Regions from separate parts of the Homo sapiens genome. Here region 1 is linked to region 2. Evidence: chromatin loops called from intact Hi-C (ENCODE). Cell type or tissue: PC-3. All regions are shown on one strand. Each heading gives the region's core, and the rest is flanking DNA. Links, peaks and the distances in the headings are about the cores only. Region 1 has its middle 60 kb from the start of PRL. Region 2 overlaps CASC15 (cancer susceptibility 15).

What was found. Peaks named below come from ENCODE experiments on the same cell type or tissue, not always from the same donor. Only the 100,000 strongest peaks of a DNase experiment are listed, where the experiment ranks them.
Region 1: it touches region 2 in a loop (5-fold over the local background); 3 of 110 quality-filtered maps call a loop at or near these places.

What each region holds. Positions count from the first base shown.
Region 1 is chr6:22,232,089-22,241,558 of GRCh38, forward strand. No RefSeq gene overlaps it. Among named protein-coding and RNA genes, the nearest start is that of PRL, 60 kb to the right of the region's middle. In PC-3, for the core only: no CTCF peak of the experiment used is centred there; a DNase peak (open chromatin) is centred at 4,853; H3K4me3 peaks cover 529 bases; H3K27ac peaks cover 2,561 bases.
Region 2 is chr6:22,135,789-22,145,258 of GRCh38, forward strand. All of the region lies in intron 9 of CASC15 (cancer susceptibility 15), which reads left to right. It overlaps NBAT1 (neuroblastoma associated transcript 1), which reads right to left. Exons shown (of 3, transcript NR_034143.1): 3 at 1-881. Among named protein-coding and RNA genes, the nearest start is that of NBAT1, 6.7 kb to the right of the region's middle. RefSeq lists an enhancer at 9,430-9,470. In PC-3, for the core only: no CTCF peak of the experiment used is centred there; a DNase peak (open chromatin) is centred at 5,733; H3K27ac peaks cover 1,673 bases.

The DNA of each region.
Region 1 (9,470 bases), core at 646-8,645, 96 kb after region 2:
AAAAAAGTTATCTGCAATTCTAGTAATAATGATGGTGATGTTAACAGCAATTATACAGTGCCTAATATATGTTAACACTGTTTTAAGTGTTTCATAGCTATTGAATCATTTAATCCTCAAAACACCTATGAAACAGATAATATTATCCTATTTATAGGGGAGGAAACTGTAAATAGTCATGATCTTAGAAATGATGTAGGAAGCAAGATCCAGCCAAACCCAGGCCCAGTTGGAAATATAACCTAGGCAATGTGTCAATGGAAGAAAGAATAGGCTCGACCTAGTGATTATGTGGAGGATGACCTTCCAGATAGAAGTAAACATTGGGAGGTACACTGATTCTCATGAGGATATCAGTGATGAAACTTTATTATTCGTAGTTCACAAAATACTCTCATCAACAGTCTAATTAAATTTCCACAATGACCTGGTGAGAAAAGGGTTTGGATTCCCATTTTAGAGAACTAAAGACTAATTATTAGAACTTGTGATCAACTTGATGACACTCAGAAGAGGTGTCCTAGCTGGGTCTCCAGACCAGATCTTTGCTGCCCAGATGGGAACACTTTCAGTAGCTACAACTAAAAGTAGAAAAGATTAAATGTTTGAAGACTGTTAAGGATTGAATAATATTCCCTCAAAATTCATGTGTTGAAGTCCTAACCCTCAATGTGACCGTATTTGGAGATAGGGCCTTTAAAAAGATAATGAAGTTTAGATGAGGTCAGATGAGTGGGCCCTAATCCAATATGACTGGTATCGTTATAAAAAGAGGAAGAGACATTAGGGATGAGCTTGCCCAGAGCAAAGTCTCCATGAAGACACACTAAGAAAGCAGTTGTCTGCAAACTGAGAGAGCTCAGGAGAAACTGAACTGACAACTTAATCTGGACTTCCAGCCTCCAGAACTGTGAAGAAATAAATTTCTATTGTTTAAGTCACTTGGTCTGTGGTATTTTGTTATGGCAGCCCTTGCTGACTAACACAAAGACCAATGTTAAAGAGCCCTGGTGACAGAGGTAATCATCACTAAATATATTGTACACACCATTGTCCTTCAAAGTACTGGTGATCTATACAAACATTTCAGTCTAATTTACCAACTATATTAGGTTACTAGGGCCGCCGTAACAAAGTACCACCAACTGAGTGGCTCAAACAATAAAAACTAATTTTCTTTTTTTTTTTTTTTTTTTTTTGAGACGGAGTCTTGCTCTGTCGCCAGGCTGGAGTGCACTGGCATGATCTTGGCTCACTGCAAACTCTGCCTCCCAGGTTCAAGTGATTCTCCTGCCTCAGCCTCCTGAGTAGCTGGGACTACAGTGGCACACTACCACGCCCAGCTAATTTTTGTATTTTTAGTAGAGATGGGGTTTCACCATGTTGGCCAGGAGGGGCTCGATCTCCTGACCTCATGATCCACCCGCCTTGGCCACCCAAAGTGCTGGGATTACAGGTGTGAGCCACTGTGCCCAGCCAACAAAAATTAATTTTCTTACAATTCTGGAAGCTAGGAATCCCAGATCAAGGTGTCAACGGAGTTGGTTTCTCCTGAGGCCTCTCTCCTTGGCTTGCATGTGTCTGTCTGCTTCCTTTGTCTTCACATGGTCTTCCTTCCGTGTCCGTATCCTAGTCTCTCCCATATGACACTGGTTATATGGGATTAAGGCCCACCCATATGACCTCATGTTAAATTAATGACCTTCTTAAAGACCCTATCTCCAAATACAGCTACATTCTAAGCAGCTGGGGGGTAGGGCTTCAACATATGAATTTGGGAGAAAGGCACAAATTCAGCTCATAACACTGAGGATTTCTCAAAAATCCTCCAAGTACTTCCTAGATGTAACATGTCCCTTTCCTGAGAACATTAACTGTGGATGTTTCCTTCGTGTGGTAGTTTTCTTGCTTTACACCAAGTGACTTGTCAAGAACTCTATAGCTTGTTGCACACGTGGCTCAATCAAAAGGAGTTTTATAGAAACTGTATTGCTGCACAACTCTACCTAATAACACTGCTTTAGATTAAGCAGGGCTAATCAACCCAAGCATACCCTTTCTTTTTGTGAGTTTGAATTCATAACGTACAAAGAGATAGAAGTAAGCAATCCAAGGTGAAGCAGAGACTGAGATGCTGAATCATCAGGATGGTGAAGTGATAGAGCTGGGAGCCACAGATGCCCTCTGTTCTGAAATTTGCCTTTTTGCCCTCAGATCCATTCTCTATATTTCTCCAGCACTGATATCTATCACTAACTCCTGGTTATGTTAAGTTGATGGAAGGCACCGGTAGGAGATATGGCTGCAGGAAGAAGGGAAAAGCCAGTATATTTTCCCCTCTCTTCCTGTCTCAGTTGGTGTCTTTGGCAGAGGCTATATAACCTTTATGATTCCAGCTCCTGCCTGAAAGCATCTCATTTGATTGTGCAACCTCCCACCAGGCAGGCCCACCGTCGTCCTCTTTCCCCCAGGTGGCCATGCTTTGTCATTTCTTGTAACACCACCTTCTCTCTTTGTCTTTCCAGCTCTCAGGGTGACAGCAGATTATTGCTGATTTTAATGAGACCCACCATTGCCTATTGATCTTCTCACATTTTCATCTCTTGTGAAACCAATTCCTGTATTAAATTCCTTCTACTTGAAGCATCTAGAGTTTTCTTGTGTTGACCACAATGCCATACTTTGCTAAGGAGATGAATTCTAGAGTTGCTCTCTAGAAACCATCTATTCACCCTAAAAAATGATAAAGAACATTCTGCTTTCAATCTTTGGTATGTATTGCAGAGTTAGTTTTGGAGTTTCTTTCCTTTCTCATAGGCCTTACAATATTTATTTAACATTTGAGATAACCTGAATGTATCTATTCTTGCAACCTGAGCATCCAGGATAACTCAGGCAATAACTTGTAAGAGAACAACACTCTTATTTTTTTAAAAAAGATGAATGGTTTAATCAGATAGATGATCACAGAAAGGTTTAAGTTAAAAGCAGATCCTAATTGCAATCTCCTTATTATTTACATGGATGTTTATTCTACTTATCCATTTACCAGCTGGAATTCTTAGACTCGGCCCCAGTGGAAAGGGCAAACTCTGATTGGAATATGAACACATTTCATGGCTACAGTAATATTTTTTACTGTACAATGGAGATACTCAAGGTATTCATTAGTTAGCCACATTTCTATAAAAGCCTCAGAATTAACCTCACAATATTGCTACAATATTGCTACATGGAAAAAGCTTGAAAGGCAGCTTGATCTTTTGGGAGGGGACATAAGCAATCTGGAGTTAAGGCATCTATAATTTTTTTAAGTCCCATAGGGGATTCTAATATACTCCCAGTGGTGAGAAACACAAGTTTAGATTGGTAGAATAAAACAATGTCTTTCAATATTTTTTCCCAATAATTATTCTAGCTATATGGTAGGTTTTCTTGCTCTAAGTTGATGTATGATATTAAAAGCATATTTGAAAGAATAAATGATTTTGCATAGTGATATGGTTTGGCTCTGTGTCCCCACCCAAATATCATCTTGAATTTTACTACCATAATTCCCATGTGTTGTGAGAGGGACCTGGTGGGAGAAAATTGAATCATGGAGGCAGTTCCCCCATACTGTTCTCCTCATAGTGAATAAGTCTCATGAGATCTGATGGTTTGATATGGTGAAACCCGTTTTGCTTGGCTCTCATTCTCTTCTCTTGTCTGCCACCATGTGAGATGTGCCTTTCAACTTCCACCATGATTGTGAGGTCTCCCAAGGCACGTAACTGTAAGTCCAATAAACCTCTTTCTTTTGTAAATTGCCCAGTATCAGATATGTCTTTATCAGCAGCATGAAAATGGACTAATATGCATTGTTTTAAATTAAATTTGTATGAATAGCATGGCATTTGCTTGGCATAGAGTAGAAAACCACATAAAAGAATATAGCATGTTTTATGGGATATCAGCATATGGGGCATGCCAAGTTGAATTTCAGACCGGAGTTAAGTCAAGAGGAAGATGGCAGTGTAACTGTCTCAGACTGTTATATGCCAGAGACTACACTCCTGAGTTTCATAGTCAGTTGTTGCAGCACAACTGCTATGGTTTAAATGTCCCCTCCAAAACTCATGTTGGAATTTAATCCCCAATGTGGCAGTATTGAGAAGTGGAGTCCTTAAGAGATGATTGGGTCATGAGGGCAGGATTAATCCATTCATAGATTAATAAGCTAATGGATTAGTGGGTTATCATGGGAATGGGACTGGTGGCTTTGTAAGAGAGGAAGAGAAATCTGACCTAGCACACTCAGCCTCCTCATCATGTGATGCCCTGAATCAACTTGGGAATCTGCAGAGAGTCCCCACCAGCAAGAAGGCCCTCATCAAATGTAGTCCCTTAACCTTGGACTTCTCAGCCTCCATAATTTAAGAAATAAATTCCCTTTCTTTATAAATTACCTAGTTTCAAGTATTCTGTTATAAGCAACAGAAAACGGACTGAGATAACTACTTAAGAAACATCCTCATTAAATTGCATGAAGGGAGTTTGCAAGTGGTGGCTTGGAGCACTGCTAGCTGACAGGCACAGAAGTCATGCTTATTGTAACACAATTCTGCTGGGCAGGAAGGAGGACAACCCAAGCCATCTGCTGCACATCACGATGAGGGGAATGACCAAACGCTAGTTGAACAGATGAAATAACTGAGAGGCAGCCAAGCTGTCTGGTGGTACAAGACTGGTGAGTAACAAGAGCAAACAAATCTTCCTAGACATGGAATAGACAAGAAGAGGAGTGATGACTCACTGAAATAGAGGCTGTGGTTTGATTCTCCATACTTGGGAAAGATCAGGCTGTGCTAACCTGCTTTCAGATTCAGAGAGGTGCAGCAAACTTGCATGGGGTAGGGCTGAGAGTCCTGGTGAGGAGCGTACTGACATAAGGGACCTGAACACTTCCTGAAAAGTGGCACATTCCAAGGGACTGAGAGAATCCAGGATTTGGAAACATAGGGTTTTCTCTGCATTTGCCATTACCTGGTGATAATGACCCGAGGGTGGGTTTTCACATCAAGTCAGATGAGTGGTGTCTTTTGGAAAAAGAACAGCCAAGATCTGGAGGAGCTAGAGCTTCCAAAGAGGCACAAGGGGGAACGGTGCCAAGAGTGTGAGTCTGAGATTTCTCACACAGATTCTGGGGCCACCTATTTTCTTAACACCGTCTGTTTTGTTTATGTTCCTCTACTGCTTTCCACTGATGCTTCTTTCTTACAGAGGAAAAATGCAAAATCCTGTGTCAGTGTATTTTACTTAAATGATAAGTGATTCAGATGGGCTGTGTGATGTTACTCATTTCAATATTAATGGCATCAGAGTGATTCAATAGATAATATTTTCCTAACTTATCTGAAATAGTTATTTGGAATTGTTCGCACAGTTATTTTATCAAGATTTTCTATTTATGGCGTAAAACATAAGGCAAGTAAGATAAATCATTTCATATTGATGAGGAAAATAAGAAAAAGGCTCTGTAGTTTTATTTTCTTCCCTTGGACTTTAACACTTTCAATGAAAAGACCTCAAGGCATATGCTTCTTTGAGATAAAATACATTTTGCATCACTGTCTTTCCTCTCACATCATGGGTCTCTGCCTTCACCCTCTCAGATGGTGGCTCAGAGGCATGTCTTATCTCTTCCAAACATGCATCATGCCATGTTATATTTCTTAAATGAATGAAAACCTTGTTTAAACAGGGGAGCAATATAATGATCACCTCACCTGTTTAAATGACTGTATGAGTATGCTTTGGTCATCATCATTAAAAATGTGTTTACTTGGCAAGTTCTACTGCTTTATGAATTACTCTACAATAATTCTCCCATAATAGTTATTAGTCAATGAAAATGTAGTTTAGTGACTATTTCATGTATTTTAAAATTCAAGGCAACAGTTTAATAAAATGAAAAAGGAATGGGTTTTGGAGTTAGAGCTTAGTTCTGATTCTAGGTTTTCTATTTACTTCTTGTGTGACCTTGGGCAAGATATATGACCTCAGATATGAAGAACTCAGATGCCTCATTTATGAAATGAGAATAAAACCTACTTTGTTGGGTCACAATGAGAAAAAGGCACTAGGTTAAAATACCTGGCAGGGTTCTGGCACAGAGTAGACGACATAAAAATAATTTTTTGCTTCTTTTAGACTTTTCGTTTTCCTATTTTAAATCTTCTACTTCAGAATTCGCCGGAGATGTTTTATTTTATTAGATTTAAAGTTGACTTTGTTCGCATTTTGCAAGAATAAGTCAAATTTGCGTTTTCTTAAGATACAAGATACCAGACATTGAGAATGCAACCATGGAGCTGGTGAGTCAGGGCAAGTTTTGGCTCTGGTGATATTTCTCTTGCCTTTTTGATCATTTAACATCTTTCCATTTTAATTTCAAATTCTCCAAATGTTAGCAAAACTAGCACTTTCCAGTTCTTTACAAAACCGTTTAGAATTTATATTCTAGAGAGGACTAAATGGGTGGCAACATTTTGAATACTTGCAAAAACAGTTTGACAAGTTCAGTTTAAAGAAAAGGGACACGAGTAATGGGCATGCAAACAAACTTATGGGTACAAATTCAAGCTGCTTGCCTTTTTTTCCAGAATGACTGGTTTGCAGTTTTAAAAGACCCAAACAAAGAACCCTTTCTATAGAGAATAATAACTTACAATATCACTGTGGTCGGCAGGTCAGCTGGGGAAGGGGCTAGGTAACAGAGAACATGTTACTGGGCTTCGTTTTCTTCTAAGCAAGGGCATATCCCATATTTCAAGAGAATACCTATCATTTTCTAATCTAAAAAGAAACCAGCTTTAGAAACAGTGTGATGTAGTAAAAGGATATGAGCTTTGGAGCTAGATAGACTTAGGTTCAGCCCTCGGCAGAGGCCATAAGCCAGCTGGACACATTTGAGGGGCTGTTTATCCATCTGTGCCTTCGTATCTGAAAAAGGGGATGCTTCCATCCAACTCGCTGGCTGGTTGTGAGAATTCAATGAGATAATGCATGAAAAAGTGCTTTGCATATACTAGAATCTCAATAAGAGATACTGATTTTAACTAATGATATTTTTATTTCTAATGTTGAAGTTAAACCAATCTTAAGAGGCCAAGGAGGTTTGGAAACCTCACAGAGTTCTTATGAAGAAATCTTTCAGGAGCGTCTGTGAAATAATATCATGAACATATGGAGTAGATTTCTAACTTGAACACACTGTGGCCTCAGGATTAAGATGAAAATTACTGACTTTAAACCACCCTGGAAAGTTTGACAGGAGTTCAACACATTTGACCCTTTACAGACCTGAATTTGCCAATACCGAGGAGCCAGGGAGTGTTGAATGAAGAAATATGTCTGCGTCCAAGCCTTCAGAATCCATGTGATTTAAAGTTCAGGGTTGCACATACAACTGACCTATTGTGGGATTGACCATGGATGTTTCTTAATACCATGACCACTTTTTCCTCTCTCCTGCTCCATCTATATTTCTGGTGGCACTCCTTAGAGATTAAATCACTACCTCAAGCAAAGCATTTTCTTTAGTGCTACTCTTTAGCTCATTCCCAAAATTATGCTGCAGTTGGATAAGGTTCAATTGCTTCTGAGAGACCGTTGTTTGACTTTTGGATTCCATTCACATGATTTTGTCCTTCATAACTCATAGATGATCATTAATAATAAATGCTGTCAAGAGTATGTTATGTGAAAAGTAATATTAAGAGGCTGAACTTCTAAGGCAAGACCTATTAGGCTTCCCTAAAGTTGTAGGGAAACTTATTACCTCTCTGAATTATGCTTCTCAATCTTTCTCATGTGTCTTCTTGTCTTACAGTCTTAACGCAGTTGTATAATAGAATTACAATTTAGAAAATGTCAGAACTGAGGGTTCATTAGTCCAACCTCCTAACCCTACTGGTAAGAGAACTGATGAAAATATTTACTTTGAAAGAATATTTTAAAAGCGTATATATTGTCTTAAAGATAATCAGACTGTTAATATTGGTAACAATCCTATGAAAGGATACTTAAGCCAAGGCCAAATTAAAGATTGAGAAACCAAGTTGCTCATGTGTCCATTGATTGTTGAGCAATAGAGGAGAGCATGACTTAGTGAAGCACATTTTGGATTTCAACAAATTGAGGTTCAACTCTCAGTTTTATTAGTTGTGTAATCCAGTTACTTAACTTTAAAAGCCTCAGGACCTTGATTTTATAAATGATAATAAGGATGCTACCATGTAGTAATGCTGTAGGTATTGCAGAAAATATGCAAAGAAACTAAAGCAAACCTAACATGCAGTATATCCTCAATAAGTGATAATTATGAACACATAATAACCCAAAAGAAAACCCTCAAAGTACACCAAAATAGAACCTCCTTAAAGCGTAAATCTCACAGGACCTATATAACAATAACACAATGAAAAAAAGCCAAGGTATTCAGGCAACAAATAGTACAATGAGTAGAATAGTACCTCACATTTCAATACTCACATTGAAAGTAAATGGCCTAAATGCTTCACTTAAAAAATACAGAATAGATAAGAATCAACCAACCAAGTTCCTTCTGTCTTCAGGAGATTCACCTAACACATAAGGACTCACATAAACTTAATGTAAAGGGGTGGAAAAGATATTCCATTCAAATGGACACCAAAAGTGAGCAGGAGTGGCTATCCTTAATCAGACAAAACAAACTTTAAAGCAACAGCAGTTAAAAAAGACAGAGAGGGACAGTATACAATGATAAAATAACTAGTCCAACAGGAAAATGCCACAATTTTAAATTTATATGCACCTAATACCGGAGCTCTAAAATTTATAAAACAATTACTACTAGACCTAAGAAATGAGATAGACAGCAACACAATACTAGTGGGGGATTTTAATACTCCACTGAGAGCACTGGACAGGTCATTAAGACAGAAAATCAACAAAGAAACAATGGACTTAAACTATACCCTACAACAAATGGACTTTACAGATATTTACCAAACATTCTACTCAACAACTGCAGAATATACATTATATTCATCAGCACATGGAACATTCTCCAAGACAGACTGTGTGATAGGCCACAAAACAAACCTCAGTAAATTTAAGAACATCAAAATTATATCAAGTACTCTCTTAGACCACAGTGGAATAAAATTTGAAATCAACTCCAAAAGGAACCCTAAAAACCGTGCAAATACATGGAAATTAAATAACCTGCTCCTGAATAATTATTGGGTCAACAATGAAATCAAGATGGAAATTAAAAAATTCTTCGAAATGAATGATAATAGTGATACAAACTATTAAAACGTCTGGGATACAGCAAAAGCAGTGCTAAGAGGAAAGTTTCATAGCACTAAATGCTTACATCAAAAAGTCTGAAAGAGCACAAATAGACAATCTAAAGTCACACCTCACGGAAGTGGAGAAAC
Region 2 (9,470 bases), core at 910-8,909:
GACAATGTGTCTGTAAGATAGACTTTACAAACTTAGTTTGATTAATTTTTGTTTTTCCGAGGATATGATTCTTTTCTATAATTACTGTTCTGTTTTTTTCTGACAGGCTATCAAATATTGGCTGCCTTAAGCTCTCTGTGAACTGAGTTATTCTCAATAATACTCTGTATTATGAAGGCATTATTTGAGTGGCTGTCCACTGTGATCTGGTTATTTGGAGCTTTACATAAAACAGGTGGTTCTTGCATCTCATTGACATTTCTTATTATCCAGAATTCACCATCCTTTTTCTATGGCTCATCATATGCAGGCCATCACAGACAGGGCCCTATCCTATGGTTTGCCCGAGTTTATTTGGTTTTTCATTTACATTGTGGTCTTTTCTCTTAGATACTCCAAGTTTGCATGTTTTTGGACTTTATCAAGGCTCTTGCTATATGGTTATGTGTTTATTTACACTGGGAATAATTCCCAAAAGGCTTTGCAATAGCTAATTGTATTTGTTTGGCTCTGTGAGATGACCCAGGCACCTCCGATTCCAATCAGAGGGGCCACTTACTTTGAGTGGACATGAGGCTGATGCCCAGAACCAAAGAGGAAGCAGCCTCTGATCCATGATCCTATAGTCACAGTGCTGCTCAATCGTGCCGTTTCTGCTGACCCAAATGCCTGGAGTTGACCCTGTTTGTCTCTCCAAACCTCTTTACTGGTTTTCCTTGACTTAGATGATGCTTTGAACTTGATCTGTTGTACTATGACTGTAATTCCAAGAGCACAGGCTTTCCCGTCATGTAGAGCAATATCCAAATCCTGCCTCAATCGTTTGTTACCTTTTGATCTTGAGGATGTTACTTCATCTCTGTGGGTTTCAGTTTCTTCATCTGTCAAAGGAGAATAACAGCACACTGGCAGAGTTGTTATAACAATTAGATAAAATGTTTCTAAAACTCCTTTAGAAAGCCTGGTTCTGTATCATGGACACTAACTATGAGGCCTGAGCAGATTCAAGAGAGGGATCTGCCTTTGATATGGTTTTGGGTGTTAGGGGTCAGGTGGGAGAAGAGAAAAAGAAGGAAGAGATACAAGGCAGAGTAATGGACTCTGGGGCAAGAATTGTGGAGCCTCACTACCTGAATATGCAGCCTGGCTCTCCCATGTGTTAGCTGTGTGGCCTTCGTGGTTATTGAACTTCTCTGTTGCTGCACTTTTCTCATCTATAAAATGGAGATTGAAATAGTGCCTAACTCAGTAAATGCGAAGTGCTCAGAGCAGTACCTAACATGTAGTACTAATTGTCCAGTATTAGTAGATTTACTCTTTTCCCAGGGTTTTACACTTTACATTTAACTACACCTGATAATCCGCTTACTGATCAATACGTCTTTTTGCAGCCTCAGTAACCTAAAAGTATTAAGATCATTTTGGCCTTTTTAGTATACTCGTATAAACAAAAGTTTCTCCTTTCAAAGAAGTCATATGAAGAGGTGCTACATTTATGTCACTACATCAACATATTTGAATAATTATTTTTAAATTTTCCTTAGATTCTGAAAAAAGAGATTCTTTTCAGTATCCTCAGTAATAACAAATCTTTGTCCTTGAATACAGAGTATCAAAAATTAAGCCAACTCTATTAAGATAAGTTATCTATGCAGATACTATCTTCTATATGTATAATTTTGCATACTTGTACAGTTAGATATACTTTATAACTTTATAATCTCAATAAAACATACACATATCTATTTATATATAAACTGTGAGTGAGTGAGTGTGTGTGTGTTTGTGTGTTTTGGGAAAGGGAGTATCAGGAACCAGTGTTTAATGTAAGCTGAACTATTTTCATGAACATAAATTCAATCATTGAGTCACAGCTCATATGAAAAAAATCACATGTGATTTATTGCATGTTTCAGAGCTTTTAAAATAAAGCCTAATTAGATTTTTGACCTTATGGGATGAATTCTACATAAAGCATGCATTGAGTCTAATGGAGTAAAAAATGAACATCTTTTCTTTCCAGTTCTGCCGTCCTTTTCCTCCCTTCCATATACCTACATCCTATAGACACCATAATACTATAGCACTGATCTTGGAGGAACCTGCAGAAAAGGCCATCAAATGCAGTGGGGGCGGAGGGGGTGCTGTACTTCAATAAGACACTCAATCTAACCTTGGGCATAAGCGTGCCTCCTCTTTGCCTGAGAAAGCTTTACTGCTTTAGCAGCCAGTGATATATCTGTATGCATTTGGCATCCTGAACGTGGCCACTTTAATTATTTTAAGGTTTCCTCTAAAAGTCTGCCTTGCTACTTGAATGGAGATGTGGTCATTTGTGCTAATTGCATTTTAGAATCTCTATTTTATTGGTTACAATAAGCTAATGTTTACAACTTTTGTTCATATCAAATGCCATTGGGCACTTAATTATGTAACAATTTGCTACCTAGGTATATTTTGCAAACATCAAAAGGCACCAGTCCATCTCCACATCACTATGTCTGTACTATGTGTGCATCATATAGCTGTGGCTTTTTTTTTCAGGCTCATTGAAGTGCTGCATTCCCACTGCTACTGAAGCCCAGGGTCTTGGCTTGAGAGCCCTCTGCCTGATGCCCAGAAAGGGATTTGAGACTGAGACAATATTGTTGCACTAGGGTCTTTGCCATGAAGCTTTTAAGAATGAGAGAAACTAAGATACAATATGACTTGTGGATCTCCAGGATCATACGCTGCTTGGATAGCTTACTTGTTGAAAGCAGGGGATCTTCAAAAGCCAAAAAACATGCCTCCTTTCTGACATATGGGCAGAGAGCCTAGACACTCAGAGACCTCTTCTATTTTACAGAAGATGGCGCTGAGGTCAGGATGGTGAAGGAACATGCACAGAGAAAGGCTGGGCCAAAACTGGGCCCAGATTTTGAGAAAATGAAGCCCACTGTTCCAATTTTTATTTTATTTCTTTTGATCTAAGAGAAAAACTGCATAGTCTAGTAATATACTTAGTAAAAAGACCAACTATTGTACTCTGTGAAGTTAATGTTATGAGGGTTGGATGTGTCTTAGAATCTGATCATGGAGTTAATTTTACTGTATTGCAAGATTTTAAGATGAGCTGGTGTTCTCTTGTTATGCCCATATGCCATCATTCCCTCCCCCCTCACCCAGAATGTGAATAGTATTCCCATTGTGGGAACTGCTGATTGACATCAAGGCACTCTGTTGTCATGGCTCTAGTTTAAAAATGTGAAAGAAACTAGATCTTTTCAACCTAAAGGTTCTCTCTGTATAGTTAATTAAAGACATTTTAAGAAGACATTTGGATTATAGGAAAGTGATGATATCACGTTATGACATTTATTCCTTACCCCAAGAATCTCAGTAATTGGTTCACCTATTCAAAACTGTTATTTTATCAGAGGGTAAAGATTCCAGGACCCCCAGTCAGACTTATCTAATTTCCCTAATTGGCATATTAAAAAAAAAACTCTGGACACAAGAACTTTCTGATTTGTGAATATGCCATTCACTCACTTAAGACAAAATTTAATGTAAAACTTATCTAATGTTAATGAAAGTCTATAGAAAATTTTAGCCGGGGCTTAACCACTGGCTAATATACAATTTATTTCATTGTATTAAAGAATAGATTTACAAATTTCATTAGAATTCCACAGAAATATAAACTATTAGAATGCGGTACAGCGCAGGGTGTGTATTGAGATTCTCACTTTACAATGAAGGAAACTATAGCTTGGAAAAAGATAAAATGACCTTTCTATAATTATATAACAGATAAACATATAGTCCATAGCAATATAGATACCAGATCCCACAGCTTTTGACTTCTAGTCCAGTATTTTTCCTACTAGGCCAGGGTATTTTATGTAATCAGAGTTATTTTATTCTATGCAGTGCTGTTGTGATAGATGAAAAACAGAAGGTGTACTCAATGCCTTCTAAGAACTTCTGCTCTCATAAGTCTCATATCTTACCATGGATAGATATGTGTATTTACAGGTTTATCTATGACTCCTTCAAGAATAACTTACTACTACTTCTTTCCTTTAAAACAATTTTTTTTTTTCTTTGAGACAGGGTCTCACTCTGTCACCTAGCCTGGAGTGCAGTGGTGCAATCATGGCTCTCTGCAACCTCCGCCTCCCAGGCTCAAGTGATCCTCCCACACTCAGGTGATCCTCCCACCTCAGCCTCCTGAATAGCTGGGACCACAGGCACACACCACCATGCCTGGCTAATTTTTGTGTTTTTGTAGAGACGGGGTTTCAGCATGTTGCTAAGGCTAGTGTCAAACTCCTGAGCTCAAGTTATCTGCCCCCGGCCTCCCAAAGTGCTGGGCTTACAGACATGAGCCACTATGCCTGGCTTAAAAATGTTTTAAAATATACCTAAAATCTGATCAGATGTGGTAACCAAAACCAATAACAAAACAAAACCAGTCAAATTAATGCACAAAGACATTGTCTGAAGATGGTAGAAATGTGATTTAGGTGAAACTGTATGAATAAAGGCACAGGTGAGCCCAGTAAGAGTCACCAACATGAGGTACCCACTAGGAAAGCAAGTGCAGGTTAGTCTGCACTAAATGAAATGTGATCAGTTTGAATGATGGAAGTAATAGGACTATTTTGCTTTGTGTAGCCACATGATGGGACCTTGTGTTATGTTTTGTGTGACACATCATTCAAAGCACTACCGATCAACTGGAATGTATTCCTAGGCTCAGAAATTGAATGTTGAATAGACTTGAAGTCACAGAGTAATGTCTAAAGAAGTTGCAGATATTTTGTGTAGAGAAGGAAAATCTGGATGGGGGATGATAGATGCCCTCCAGTAACTGAGGAACCATCATGGGGAAGTCACACTAGATTGAGCTCCCAAATCAAGGGCTAATAAACAGAAGCTCCAGTGAGGCTCCTACTGTCATAGAATAGGACATTTTGGCTCAGAGGTTTTTCTTTTCTTTTCTTTTCTTTTTTTTTTTTTGAGACAGAGTCCCACTCTGTCACCCAGGCTGGAGTGCAGTAGCGTGATCTTGGCTCACTGCAACCTCCGCCTCCTGGGTTCAAGTGATTCTCATGCCTCGGCCTCTTGAATAGCTGGAATTACAGGCGCATGCCAGCACGCCTGGCTAATTTTTGTATTTTTAGTAGCGACAGGGTTTTACCATGTTGGCCAGGCTGGTCTCAAACTCCTGACCTCAGGTGATCTGCTCGTCTTGGCCTCCCAAAGTGCTGGGATTTCAGGCATGAGCCACCGCGCCCGGCCTTAGCTCAGGGTTTTAAATACTGAGGCTGTTGCATTCAAAAGATGGAATGGCTTGTCTGTCTCCCAGGGCACTGCGTTTATAGTCACCAGAGGTGTTCCCCTTGAGCCTGGATGATTACATGGAGGAGGTTTTAAAGGGCAGCATTCACAATTTAGATTTGCAGTTGGACCAGATGACCTTTAAGGTGCTTTCCAGCACCTGGGGTTTTATGATTCTATTTCTATTATGCATCTACGCTGGGTATGTGTCACATTGTTTGAAGCAAACACTGAGAATGAACAGGAGCACAGTGTGGAATGTTGATGGCGCTCACATCTATTTTGTGTTTCAATTTCTGGAAGCAGTCTTTGTCTTTGAGGCAGTTTGGTCCCTGACCTTCTGTAACATTTGGAGCCCAGCCACACTGTCTTTGTTTACTGTAAAGAGCATGGAAAAACCGACTTCCTGACAGTGCTCTGCAAAGTCTAAGGTCAAACCACTCACAGGTGAACAAACACAGTTCTTCCACCTTAAACTTGCCATTTGGTCCCTGTAAAATGGACGAGGGTAATAACGCTGGACAGCAGAGAGAGGGGAAATCAGTCCTCTGCCAGCAGCCAGCAATTAGTCACTTTGTCAGTCTGCTTTGGGAAGGGCTCATCTTAATTCAGCATCCATTTTGAAGAGGTTAGAAACCATGACATGCAGTTTTAAGTCCTCTAGCAACTCTGCTAAATAAACCTATAGACCCTGCCTTTCTTGACACTATCAGCACATCATTAATATTTCCCAGGATTGCACAGATAAAGCATAGCATTCTTATTCACTTAAAGGATTGAAGAGTCACATTCACTGAATATTCACATCATGCAAGCCATTTCTGCTATGGTAAGATCTCTAAGGTGGGTTGGCTCCCTGTCAAGAGAGCATACCCTTCTTTTTTTTTTTTTTTTTTTTTGAGACAGTGTCTTGCTCTGTTGCCCAGGCTGGATGGCAGTGGCATGATCATGGCTCACTGCAACCTCTACCTCCTAGGCGTAAGTGGTTCTCCCACCTCAGCCTCCTGAGTAGCTAGTACTACAGGTGCACACCAAAACACCCAGCTAATTTTTGTACTTTCTTTGGTAGAGATGGGGTTTTGCCATGTTGCCCAGGCTGGTCTCGAACTCCTGGGCTCAAGCAATCCACCCACCTTGGCCTTCCACAGTGCTGGGATTACAGGAGTGAGCCACTGCACCTACCCTGCCTCCCCTGCTATTTTTTGCTCTCATCAAATGCAATAGCTTCCCTCTGTAAAAGGAAGGGAAGTGTCTTCCTGGGTAAGTGTATTGTAAGCTCTTTAAGGGCCCTAGACAATGCCTACCACACTGTCTTAGATTAGCAGGTCCACATAATGCATTTGTGTGAACATCATTGAATCAAACAATGACCTTGCTCACACATTTACCCCCTTTACTCAAAATCACTTATTTGTGAGATCCAAGTTTTCTTCTTACTATTTAAAGATTATTAGAGTTGATCTAAAGTGATATAAATGAAAATATTGCCAACATAAATTCACATTTTTCTTTTCTCTTGGAATAAATTCAGCTTTGGCTGTATTTTTTTTTTCTCTTGTTCTTTTTTTTTTTTTTTTTTTTGGTCTGTGGTGTAAGCAGGCTCTTGAAATGCCCTAGTTATCTAACACTGCTCTTGAACTCCACTTACAGATGATATACTAGCCTTTTACTAAAATATATCTGGGTATTAAAAGCTCAATTCTTTACTGCTGATGAGAAAGATTATTAACACTTTTTTTTCCCCAGCTATAATATGAGGCAGTAACACCCCTTTTTACTTCCAGAGCCAGAGGCAGTATGTCACATTAACCTTCATTAACTGCCCAAGAAATGAGGTACGTTCGTTAATTTAGTATTCTGGTTAGCTAAAATTGTGTGAGAAGGCTGATAAACGTCTGTGGTTTCTCCCTGTGCTATTAAAAAAAAAAATAAAAGAATGTTAAAGTATGTTAGCCCGCTTATCTTATCATCTTGGTAAGTTCAACATTCTGATTAGGGGGCAGATCTGGACAGGATGAGTCTACAGCTGGTGGGCAAGGATGGGGGTCGCTGGGGCAGGGTAGAGGAAACGCAGCCTGACTGAGATCAGCCTGAGGAAGAGCATCTGAGGCGTGTGGTGGGGGAAATCAGGTAGCATCTGAAAAGCAAGCCAAAGGTGGAAAGAGAAAACAAATTCTGTTTATATATAAGTAATGGCATGATGGAAGCCAACCCACCTAAGCCACTCAGATACCCTGTGAATTACTAAATTCACTGTAGAGATTTTTGTTATATGTGGCGTCATCACTTCTGATGTTCCCATTTCTACCTTCATCACCTTCATTTATTCATTACTTTAAAAAGGCATATCAAGCATTTTGCTAGCTACTGGGGAAAAAAAGATGAACGACACAACTCCTAAGCTCAGGAACCTGCGTTCTTTCTTCAGCTGAGCTTTAAAAAATGTAGAGTCAGCTTTACCATCACCTCTTCTCTGTTTTCCAAGAATACCGCAATAATGTCATTTCTTCATAACACCTCCAGAATCCATCTCAATTTTCCTTTCACCGCTACCAAGATTTGGGCACCATTCCCTTTTAGCCAGGCAATTGCAGAAGCCTCTTGATTAGTCTCCTTATACCCAATCCCTTCCTCCCCCATCAATCTTAGATTTGGCTACCGGACTTATTATCCTACAATTTGGTTGTTGGTCCCAATGTTTATGAAGAGGGTAATAGCTTTATATTGTGGCTCTCCTCAACCTAGTCCCGCTTCTACAGAACTAACACCCTACTTGATTCCTTCATCCACCTTCAGACATATGCATGTATTTTCACCTACCTGGTCTCCCTCCCACAATTTTTTTCATTTCCAAAGCAGGACAGCACGGTGGTTAAGACCACGCACTCGGGGGCCAGATATGCTTTACTACTTACTTGCTGTGTAGTTTGGGCAACTTATTTAACCTCCCTCTTGTGCTTCTGTCTGTGTATCACTGAAAATAACTTATTAAAAATATTTTCTCATAAAATTAAGTAGGTTAATGTACCTAAAATGCTTAGAATAGATGCTGGCACATAGTAAGTGCTAATTTTTAGCGACTGCCATTGCTATTGTTGTTAATACCTAAATCCTGCCCTACTCCCTGGCCCGATATTTTATAGCTCACTGCAAATCCCAGAGAACTCGGGGAACCTCCGCAGACATTTAGGTAGAAGTGTTTGTTCCCTTTTCAGCCCATCTGTGGTACCACTTATCTGACCCACACTTAGCAAGTGGATTGAGACTTACTAATTATTTTCATGGGAAATAAAACCTGAAGAAATGACTAGCAATAAAAGATAATAAATGGTTAGTAATGATTGATAGAAAAAAGTAGCACAGGCTCTATAGAGTATGTTCTCTGAGGGCAGGGACAATGCTTCGTGTGTCTTTGTTTCTTACACAATGCTTTATGCGTTGTTATTAACAAAATTGAGCCCCCATTTTTTTTTCTGATTCAATGGAGGATGTGATCAGAAGATCATTAATAGACCAATCTGTTTAAATAGACAATGAATAATCAGATAATAGATTGTCTTGACTGGTAGTGTATGAACGTGAAGAAATAAGGAGCCACCTTGGTTTTGGACAAAGGGTTGTCTAACCCATCTGGACAGTAGTTCTGGACATCATGAATGTGGTGGTTTGGTACGATTAGTTTGGTGGCAGGCTGCCAAATGGAATGAAACAAAAAGAGGGTGACCAGATTGGAGATCATTGGGTGGGAGGGTATGAGAACCTGAGCTTGGACTCTAGGAATGAATGGAGAAGAAATCTTAAATCCAAGGGCAGATGGTAAAGAAACAATATATAGGATTTGGGAGATCATAGAGGATGTTGAAAAGGCAAGGGTAAAAAGTGACTGCTGGATCTCTTCCTTGGTTAACTTTGGAGAATTCAAATTGGGAAAAGGTTGTCTTGAAGGACAAAAGATGTGTGCAGTTACTGGACCTTGAGCTCCAAGATGGCAGAGACCATGCATCTCTTGCTCATCATTGGAACCCCAGGGTCTGGGACCATCCTTGACACACTTATACAGTGAGAGGCTGAAAGGGCATCTCAAATGAATTAAAGGCCACTTACCTTGATATCTACACAGTCCAATAAGACATGTTGTAGAC